Linked DNA regions of Homo sapiens: region 1 is linked to region 2. Evidence: chromatin contacts called from ENCODE Hi-C or POLR2A ChIA-PET data. All regions are on one chromosome and are shown on one strand. The core of a region is the stretch at or near the end of the contact, and the rest is flanking DNA. Distances in the headings are between cores, read along the strand shown.

The links. A loop is a pair of places that touch in the nucleus more often than their neighbours do. ChIA-PET counts read pairs that join two places held with the same protein, here RNA polymerase II (POLR2A). Pooled maps may share reads with other maps.
Region 1: a pooled map shows a loop between it and region 2 (2.7-fold over the local background). The contact joins the enhancer-like site here to the promoter of AMMECR1L in region 2. A Hi-C loop is called at or near these places in 3 of 168 maps with a recorded cell type or tissue (PC-9, gastrocnemius medialis and ovary) and 13 of 50 pooled maps. POLR2A ChIA-PET finds 5 or more read pairs at or near these places in 1 of 52 experiments (activated CD4-positive, alpha-beta T cell).

What each region holds. Positions count from the first base shown.
Region 1 is chr2:128,303,449-128,308,800 of GRCh38, reverse strand. The region is part of intron 1 of HS6ST1 (heparan sulfate 6-O-sulfotransferase 1); the gene reads left to right. Among named protein-coding and RNA genes, the nearest start is that of HS6ST1, 13 kb to the left of the region's middle. Within about 2 kb of position 2,845, at least 27 of the 41 ENCODE cell types and tissues checked have a DNase peak (open chromatin) inside an H3K27ac peak, as active enhancers do; they include PC-9, gastrocnemius medialis and ovary, where a contact is called at or near this core.
Region 2 is chr2:127,884,215-127,889,188 of GRCh38, reverse strand. AMMECR1L (AMMECR1 like) reads left to right here and starts at 3,233. Exons shown (of 8, transcript NM_001199140.2): 1 at 3,233-3,379; 2 at 4,877-4,974. LOC107985944 (a long non-coding RNA gene) reads right to left here and starts at 2,071. Exons shown (of 2, transcript XR_001739707.2): 1 at 1-2,071. It also overlaps the pseudogene LOC107985803. RefSeq lists silencers at 2,353-2,402, 3,113-3,282, 3,293-3,342 and enhancers at 2,633-2,892, 2,903-2,982, 2,767-3,362.

The sequences.
Region 1 (5,352 bases), core at 1,596-4,095, 420 kb before region 2:
GTGCAGGTTGGGTCCTGTTATCTGGGACATCACCAAGTGTCATCACTGGCCTTCCAAGGTGATGACCTGGAGCATGCTGTGTTTTGGCTGTGGGGGTCTCCTGCTCACCTTGGGCTATGGCCTTGGGACCACCCAGTGCCTTCCTGACTGTGCCCATTTGACAAAAGGCTGTCTCTACCAGGATCTCCAGAAAGCTCTGGCCCTCTCTGGCCAGCAGCCAGGATGTAGAGACTGTGCACATCTGTCCTGGTGCCCAGGTCGTGAGACCCTGTGGGTGGCAGCCTGACCCCACCCCCAGCCATCTGAGAACCTCGAGACCCAACCAAGAGGAACCCAGGGTCAAGAGGAGGAAGGGGTGGATGCCACGTGATGCTGGCCCTGCACAGAGGCTCGCCTGGCTGAGGGCCCAGGCCTTGTTCCTCGGATGCAGTGGTTCCTCCCTTCCCTAGACCCCACCAGCTGCTATCACCCCCTACATGGTATCTCCAGGGGTGTAACTGGGGAGCCTTGTGGAGTTTCACCTCTGTTCCCACTGCAGGCTTAGCTGGGTGCGGCTCGCAGGTGAAGACCCCATGCACTGTGCTCCACCCCACCCCTGCCTCCCTGCAGCCTCGCTCAGCACCACTGTCCTGCGTTTCACATGTTTCCTGCCCTTGTGTTTATGCTTTCGCTGTAGATGTGTGTATTCCTTAAATGATACACAGTGCTGTTTTGATGTTACTAACTTTCCAGAACCCTTATCAAACTCTGCTTGACCTTCTGCAACTTGCCGTCTTCACTCAGCCTTGTTTTGAGATTTATCCCTGTTGGTCCCTGACATGCGTGTTTAATTCATTGACTGCTGGACTTAACATCAAGGTAGTCCAGACGGATCTCTGCTTGGTTCTAATGCAGCTGCGGGGAGCAATTCACTTTGGCCATCACAGTCCAGGTGCGGCCACGGTGCTCGCTCATGGTCCCTATGTGTCCCTAGGAGTGTGTCAGAGGGAGGTTCTCCTCACCACCATGCTGTGCCCGTGGTTCCCGATTGTTTGGGCGGGCACTCTTGGCTCATTTCTGCCAGGCCAGGAGCCAGGAAATGGGACCTCTGTGCTCTTAGTGCATGTTTCCCCATGGCAGAGAGATAGCATCTTACCATGTGTTTATCGGTCAGTGAGGTCTCTTCCACCGACCTGTTCACGTCTTTGGCCTGTTTTCCCCTACAGGGTTGTTTGTGCTTCGCGTATTGGTTCGTAAGCGTTCTTTATGTGTCCTGGTGCCAGGTTCCATGGGTAGCATGCTCCCCGCTTCTCTCCTCCTGTTCATCATTTCTCCATGTGTGGACTTGGGCCTGTGGCATCCCGGTGCCTGCACCAGGTAGGGCCAGGCTGGCCCAGGTACATCCCATCTTCCAGCTGAGTCACATGCCAAGAAGAGGTATGCCTGCTGACCTCTGAACCCCATGGGACCCTGCTGGTGGTGAGAGCTCAGCTGGGGGCTTGTTAGTGTGAGCAGGTGGACAGATGGCAGCTGACCAGCATCCTCCCTGCAGCGTGCACCCCCCAGGGCCTTCCCTGGAGATCCTCAGCAGTGCCCACGGTGGCACCTGCACAGCCCTGAGCCCAGGAAGGCCAGACAAGCAGACAGTTCCTCACGTGCCAGGGCCCCTCACAGCGATTTTGCCGCATGTGTTGGAGTCCCTTTGAGATTGAGTTGGAAGGAAACCCAACTAAAACCGCCTAAAACCAGAGCCTGGAACCCACGGCTCTGAAGTCACAGGGACCCCCCCACCCCAACTCCCAGTGAAAATCTGGGTGGGCGTTTCCCAGAGGGAAGCCTGCCTGTGTCACCCCCCAAGCCCGGCCAAAGAGCTGAATGTCCACGCCCTGTGCCTCAGCCTCCCCCCATGACAGTGACGACACTGCTGTCTGTGCCTCCAGCCTGGTGCCTGGCCCTGCCCTCACTCCCCAGGCCCCTTGGGCACCGTCTGCTGCGGGCGCACCCAGGGCTGTCCCTGTGGGGCACTGCTGTATGGATAAAGCTTTTCGCACCCCCTCAGAAAGGAGCATGGGGGTGGTAGCCCCCTCATCATCCCAGCCTTGGAATGTGCCCCCACCCCATGTGACCCCAGCCCCATATTTGCAGTACCCCTGCTGCCATGCCCCCACTGGCTTGGGACAGAAGGGCCTACACATCACCATCCACCTGAGAATTAGAAAGCGCCTTCTGCTGCAGGGCTTGCAGGAACAAATGTTTACAGCCCCTAGGCGGCAGGGGGAGCATCTCCCCTCTGAGTTATGAGCTTTAGAGGCTCCTGTGTAAATATTTACCTCTCTAGAGCATTGGTGACCGTGGGAGATCGGGATCTGTAAGCACTGAGGTTTTCTGTTTGCGTCATCGTGGCCAGGGTGGGGTGGGGGTGTCGTCCTGGAGCAGGGAGCCAGGCTGTGGAGCGTGCAGCTGCGTTCTCCCTGGAATCCTGGTCCACATTCCCTGGCAGAGAAATCTTCGCAGCGGCGCGGCCACGTCCTCCAGCCCGACCACAGTTGATGGAGGGAAAGCCAGGGAAGGCACTGTCCTGTGGAGTGACACCAGCGTGCTAGCCCTGCTGAGGAGCGGAGGCACAAAGGAGGGCATTCCTGTCCCGAGGGTGCAGTCTGGGAGCAGGGAGGGGCTGTGACAGTCTCATTCAGGCCTCACTGTCAGGGGCGCTGTTTTGCAGATGAGTAAACTGAGACTCAAAGAGCCTAAATAACTCATCACCTAAGGTCACCGGTGGCAGAGCTGGGATTCACACACAGGCCTGTGCCTGCAGGATTTCCCCCAAACTCCTCCCAGTGACAAGTCGCAGGCAGGTCACTCCCCAGAGTGGGGGAGCCAGGCGTGTGGCTCATGTCCGCCACAGTGCCTGCCTCTGGGAGGGTAACGCAGCTGCTCTGCGAGCAGGTGGGCTCGCCAGGGAGTCCAGGATGGTGCAGGGAACCTGGGCAGGTCCTGAGGGACTGCTGGCCCACCCTCCTCAAGGTCCAGCTGAATGAGTGGCCTGCTGGAAGCAGCTGTCACCAGGTGTGATGCTTCAGCTCCCCTGAGAGGATCAAGGGCAGGCAGAGCAGATGGTCTCCCGGGGGAGTTGAGAGGGTTGTGATGTCACCCGTAAGGAGAGGCTCTGCCCAGGCACTAAGCCGGGGAGAAGGTAGGCCCCAGAGTGAGAGTGGGTTCCAGCTCTGCCTGGAGAACAAGGGCCTCAGCCAGCCGGGCTCCAACCCTTGCCACAGCCTCCTTCCTTCCCGCCCACTGCAGACCCCAGGGCTCCCGGTTGGAGGGGCTCGGCCCCTCCTCTTCTGCCTCTGTTCCCTCCTGGCAGGCAGGAAGGTGAGCAGGTCTGAGCAGTTGGTTTAGCTCACGCAAGTCCAGGCAGGGCCGCTTGTCGGCACACGTCCTGAACCCTGCAAAAGTTCAGGCCTCCCAAGTCATGCTTTAAAACTGTCCAAGCAGGCCCATCGGGAAGCCAGGCCCAGCAAGGAGGGGTTTGTTACTCTGCTTTCCTGGAAGCTGGGCTGGCAACGTTCCCAGCAGAGAACATCATTCTTACAAAGTAGAGGGGTGTCAGGTTTCAGCCAAGTGGGTAAAAGGCAGGTATTGGGATTGGTGTGGCTGTTCCAGGACAGGAGCAAACCCCCATCCTTCAGCAAGTGGGTCAAATGGGGACCCAGGCAGGCAATGGGTCAGGCCAGCAAAGGCTGGAGAATCCAGAATGGAGAGCTTAGGAGGCCCTCATAGCAGGGAGCTGCCTCCTGCATGACACTGACCCTGTGCATTCCACACAGATCACAGGCACTGCCCTGGGCCACCAGGAAGGCCCTGGGGACCATGTTCCATGGGTTGCCACAGAGCCAGGGGATGATGGCCTGCAAGTGTGTGTGGGTGCTCAGTCACCCGCCCTCCCCAGTGCAGCCCAGCCCAGCTGCAGGAGAGGAAGGTAGCCATTCCTGAGTGTCATGAGATGCTGAGTGCTCCAGGGTGGGTCCTCTCACTGACCCAGTGAGGGCTGCCACTGCTGTGCGACACTGCTGTGAGCACTCTGATGGGACACAGTGTCACTGTCCCTGTTCTCTGGTACATGGGTGCCTCCATATCTTCCCAGTGGCAGAGGGTTTTTGGCCAGCATCTGACTACAGCGGCTGTGTGCATTGCTGCAGTGCTGGGCTCTCCCGAGAGGGGACCCACGGGCAGAGGTCACCAGCCAACCCAGGGACCTTTCTGGAGTCCTGTGCAGCTGTCCATTAGCAAGGCAGCCTCCGAGGGATGCCAGGGCCTTACAGTCTGTGACAGGTACTTGTTTCGTCCTCCTGCCCCTTAGCCAAAGACAGCTTAGTGCCCAGGCAGTGGTCCTGGTCCTGAGGGGCTAGAGGCCCTCCTCTCACCAGGCCTGTACCATGCACCATCTCTGTCCCTGGGGAGCACCCACACAGGGAGACCCAGTTTCTAAAGGCTCGGACACACTTCAAGAGGACGAGCATGGCTGGCAGCATCCCCCAGCGTAGGGGTCGGGGAGGGGGAGCTATATTAGGGTTCTCCAGAGGGACAGAACTTATAGGATATATAGAGACAGGTGAAAGAGGATTTATTGGGGGAATAGGCTTATGCAATTAGGGAGACTAAGATGACCCGAGATCTGCCATCTGCAAGCTGGAGAACCAGGGAAGCCAGCGAGCAGGCTTAGTCCAAGGCCAAAGGCCTGAGAACCTGGGGGCTGTGGTGTTAGGTCCCAGAGCCCAAAGGCCCGAGAACCTGGAGTTCTGATGTCCAAGGGCAAGAAGATGAGTGTCCCAGCTCCAGAAGAGAGAGGAGATTCACCCTTCCTCCACCTTCCTGTTCTGTTGAGGCGTGCGGTAGATTGGAAGATCTCTGCTCACGCTGGAGAAGTCAGTCTTCTTTTCTCAATCCACCCATTCAAATGCCAATCACAGACATACCCAGAAACAAAGCTTTACCAGCAATCTTGGTGTCTTTTAACCCAGTGAAGTTGACACCTAAAAGTAGCCACCACAGTGGCCTTTGGGTGAGGACCTGGGCACCCACACTGGGCTGCAGTAGCGTTCTCCCAAGGGAGCCTCAGCCATTTATTTCTAGGCACCTCCCAGATGTCCCCTTTAGCAGGCAGCCTGGATGTCATGAAGCAGAAGGATGTTGGCCAACAGGTGGCAAGTGCCCACTTGACGGGGTTGGCCAGCCAGTGTCCCCCCACCATGTATGGAGGAGCATCTGGGCCCAGACAGGTGCGTGTGCAGGTGGGACTTTAAGCTCAGGGTTTTGCATGATTGGGTGCTAGATCTGGAAACTACGTTTTAGGTACTTCTCTTCGGTTTTGTT
Region 2 (4,974 bases), core at 1,984-4,483:
ATCCTGTCTGAAACCTTATTTCATTCCTACTAGTTAGCAAATGCCTTTAGCTCATCATTGATTGCTCACAAAAGGAGCAAATCCAGAAGAATGTGTATGCCCAGTATACAGGCTAACTTCATGCTGATCTCAACATTCTAATGCTCACGAGGCTCAGTTACTGAGCATTTTCACCACACCAATCTGATAAGGTTTATAATGTACAGACTTATTGGTATTTAAATCTCATAACATCCCTATGAGGCAGGAATGCTATAATCCCCATTTTACAGATAATAAGCCTGAGTCACTGATATAACTTGTTCACAGGTATTCAGTCAGGGCTGGGATTTGGACCTATGCAGGCTGATTCCACAGTGGACTCTTAACCATTACTACATATTCTTTTTTTTTTTTTTTTTTTTTTGAGATGGAGTTTCGCTCTTGTTGCCCAGGCTGGATGGAGTGCAATGGCGCGATCTCAGCTCACCGCAAACTCTGCCTCCCAGGTTCAAGCAATTCTCCTGCCTCAGCCTCCCGAGTAGCTGGAATTACAGGTATGCACCACCACGCCCGGCTAATTTTGTATTTTTAGTAGAGACGGGGTTTCTCCATGTTGAGGCTGGTCTCGAACTCCTGACCTCAGGTGATCCTCCTGCCTCGGCCTCCCAAAGTGCTGGGATTACAGGCGTGAGCCACCGCGCCCGGCCATTACTACATATTCTTAACCAACCGAGATAAGAAATAATAAAAGTTGTACATAAGGGAGGCAGACAATTTGTTTTGGGGTATTCTGATGAGTGGTATAGCTATGTCACAGCAGATTGGGGTGACATTTGAGGATCATGCAGAAGCCTTGAACCACCCAGCGTCTCTGCAGTTCTCCTTTCCCAAGTATATTATCTGCCCGCTGCTTGCTGGTTTCCATCTTCGTTTATTCAGTTGAGCCACAAATAATTGTATGCCTATTACATACCAGGTTTCTGTATTATGTACAGGAAATGAGAAGATAAATAAGAGACAGCCTCTTCCATATTTATGGCATATACTGCCCTCATTTTAGTTTCTTCCTCCTGTTCATAATTTCATTGTTTGTTTTTGCATCAGTTCAAACTGTTGCTTGCTTATGTGAGGTGACCTCAAAGTGACTTTTTGAAAGTCCTGACCCTTTGCCTTTCAACATCATTTAAGAACAGCAATAGCATCTGGATCTTCTCAGTAAAATGCCTTTTCAACAGCTCAAAGCAAGGCTTGTTTTTGTTTTAATTTGGGAATGTTTCAAGTGAAACTTAGTTCCATCATTTAATTCCTGGCAGCCCAATAACGAGGGGGCAATAACTCCCTTATCTGTGGGCTATTTAATGACTATATAGTACCATCCTGGGAGCAATAGACTAAGGCCTTCTTCCAGATGCCATGTTTTAAGGTTTTCAGCTGGAAAGACCGTCACTCCGTAAAATTTATTTTGATTATTTTAAGTCAGGATTTGGCCTTCTTATTCAGAAACAAAAAGAAAAAAACTGGCCCCTGGCTTTCTGCCTCCTGCACTTCTGGCTCTAGGCCATATGATCATCTAATTTCTAGTTTTTCAGGCAGACAGAGAAGGTTAGAAACTGGCAACCGTGTCCTCAACAGCAGATAAGCGTATCAAGTCTGTAACAGGAATTAAGAAGACTGCTATAGAATTTTTTTTTTAAGTCACCTCCTGTTTCACAAAGCATAGCTGTCTCTTCCTTTTCGTCCTCCTTGCCCATTCTCTTGGAGAAGTCCAGGTCCAAGAGGCACCAGACACTCAATTGACTAGGGTTTTGCTGCCTATAGGTAATTATGCTAAAAGTCTAGAGTAGTAGATCTTATGCTCGCATAATTATGCATTCTAGAGCAGAAGGTTTTTGCTGGAAAGCTTCACTGTTAGATATGATTTGCATTTTTTACTAGATACTTGTCTTTGGTCTTTGAGGACAAACATATCAAGGATTCCTTTGTGCATCAACAGAAAAGCAAAACACAAAACAGCCTATATGTGAGCATGGGGCCGTATTTTAATACAAGAAAGACATTGCTCTAGAACATGGCTCGCCTTTGCTTCAGGGCCTAGCAGTTTATTTTAGCCATAAGGGTAAGGGAGCAGGTCAGAAATGACTTTTAGTGTAATCCTATCTGTAATTAAAAATACAAATGCTGTCATAAGATCAAATGTTATCAAAAATCAGTATTTAAAATTAAATTTACCCCCAAATTTCTTTCAAAAAAAATTTGTAATGTTCTTTTTCAGTGAAGCCTTTGCACTGCTAGAGCTGAAGAATGTGATCAATCGGCTTGTTGAATAATCCTGCACAGTAGGTATTCCGCTGAAGCCAACTCTAGCTGGGGGCTCGAGAGCGAAAGACACAGATGGGGCCCTGCCGCCCCTCGAAGAGTCGGATGGGCGCGCCCGTCCCCGGTGCATCAAGAGGCTGGCCCGGCCAGGGGCGAGCGGCTGGCACCGAACCCCGCGCACTTCGCCGCGGGCGGGGCTGGGCCGTAGTCGGCTCGATTTAAGGCTGGTATCCAAGGCTGCGGCCGGTCAGGCGAGGCGAGGCGAGGCGACGTGAGCGAGGGTGCTTAGGGAGAACAGCCGCTGGCAGCTCAATGCTGGGTGGCTAACGCTCGACGGTGCCTGGCAGCAACCCGGCCGACAACCCGACGCGGATCCCGAGCTGCGTCGCGGACAATGCTGCGGGCCCGTCCCGGACTACGACTCCCGACGGGCTCTGCGACCGCTCCGGGGCGGCCCAGCGTGCACTGCGCCGGCCAGTTTTGACAGCCGGGCGCCCTACTCGGCTAGCTCTGCTCCCAGCCAGGGACGCTGGCCTTCTCGCGGCTTTCCCCCGATGTCTCTCTTTATTCCAGCTGCCTGAAACTCGGTCCCACGAATGGCAGGCAGCGTCCAAAATTCAACCCCGTAAAGCCAGCACCAGCCAATAAAGCGCACGGATGGAGGCCACGTGACAGCAGTGGGCCGGCCCTCCGGCTGAGCCCTGATCTCTATGGTTTCCGCGGCTCGCTAGAAGGAGTGTGGTCCACTGGAGGACTCCCTACATTCTTCCTCCATTACCTCACTGCCTCCGGTGGCTGCTGGGATACCGGAGGACTCGGGTCCCGGCTCGACTCAGTCCTCCAGCCGCCCGGGGAATACCTCTAGTTCTTCCCGGCCGCCGCCGCCGCCGCCGCCCCGCCGCTTCCTCCTCCGCCCGCCGGCCTCCTTCGCCCCGCCCCGTCCGCGCAGCGCGTCCGGCCCGCCCGCAGGCCAGCTTCTCTCGGGAGCCCCCACCCAGGCGCATGGCTCCATGAAGCAAGAGGAGGAGGCAGAGCGCGAGAGGTCCCGTCCGCCCCAGCCGCGTCTGGGCCAGGAGAAAAGGTGGGAAACTCGGGCTGCGCCGCACCCTTCTCCCCGCTGCCGGGCCAGGCCTCCCTCGGTCCGCCGCCGCCTTGCCCGCCGGGCCTGTTCTCGCCGGGGCGGGCGGCGGGGCCGGGAAGAGACCCCGCGGTCCTGGGGCGAGGGTCCGGGGGCAGCGGGGGGGAGGAGTCCCGGGCGGCGGGCGGGGCCTCAGGCCATGTCCCAGCGGAGGGCAGGGGGTCGGGAGGCACTGCCGGGGAGGGGCGGGCGGCGCCGTGCCCCGGGCCGCGAGGCTCGGCTCCCGCTCCTGGTCCTTGTCTGCACTCCCTCCAGGAAGCAGGCTCGCTCGCTGTAAAGTTTGGTGGTCTCCGGCGCCGCCTGGTGGCCCCCACCCACCGTCCCGCCGCCCCGCCGCCCCCTCCCCCGCCCGGCGTCTGGATTCCACCCCCGCGGCTCGGCCCAAGCTGCTCTACCCGTCGCTCCATCGTCTCCCCAACTCCCCAGCGCCCCGGACCCTCTTTCCTCATACCCTCGTTTCTCACCTTTCACCCTGTCCCTCGGCCCGCTTTTCCCCTCCCCGCTCTGTCCTGTCGTTTTCTTAACACTCTTCACACGCGCACTTTCTCCTCCTCCTCTTCTCTTTTTCGCACCCCTACTCTTGGGCCCTCCTTCCTTAACCTCCGCTGGCCCCCCATTCCATGATCCGTCCACCTGACACGCTGGGTTTCATGCCTCTCTTTCCCAGGCTGTGGGTTGTGCCCTTCACTCCTTGCCCTCCTACATTCCCTGTCCTGATCTGAACTCCTCTCCTTGCCATGCTCCCTCACCCTTATCCCTCTGGGCCTTATCCTCTTTCACTGCCCTCTCCTAGGATAGAGTGGGTGGGGCCTCTCCCACCCACAGGAGATGTAAACAGTCTCCTGTTTACTTACATCTTTGGGAGTAGCTCAATTCTCTAGTAGTGGGGAGAGTTGGTGAAGAGATCAGGAAGAGATTTCTTCGAGACTAAGGATGGATGACCCTTAGCAACAGTGACCGTCTCCTCCCGGCATAGCAAGATGGCCTGCCCTCAGGTCCCTGCCTCTGGCGTGCTGTCCAGTAATTCTTCAGTTCTGTCTTTGCAGAGGATTGGGAAATTTATTTGTGTTCTGAAACCGGCGGAGAGCTTTTAAATGGTCTCTTCTGGCCTGAGAGCAACTTTTGCTCTGCATCTGTGGTGGGGAAGTTTTAATGTGCGTCTCATGCTCGAGTTCAATAAATAAAACCTTTGATTCTCAGTGTCCTCCCTTCTTGCTGATGACGCTAAGGATGAGATGATTCAGGGCATGGGACTTCACGGCTGCCTCAGATTTAGAGTTTGCAAGGTTTTGAAATAAGGAGAGCCTGTTCTCTAGCTATTTGCTGTGCCCCCCACCCCCCCGAAATTGCTCTGTCGAGTTGTGATTTTTCAGAAACCGTATCTATCTTACCTCTGCACTACCTGGGTGTTTGTTCACTGCACCTGCATTTCCGTCTTAGGTACAGGAAGAAGGAATGGAATCGGAAGGAAGAAAATTCATTCCAGAGACAAAATAGCTCCCCTCCTCTGTTGTAGCTGTTCCTCTGGCAATACAAAC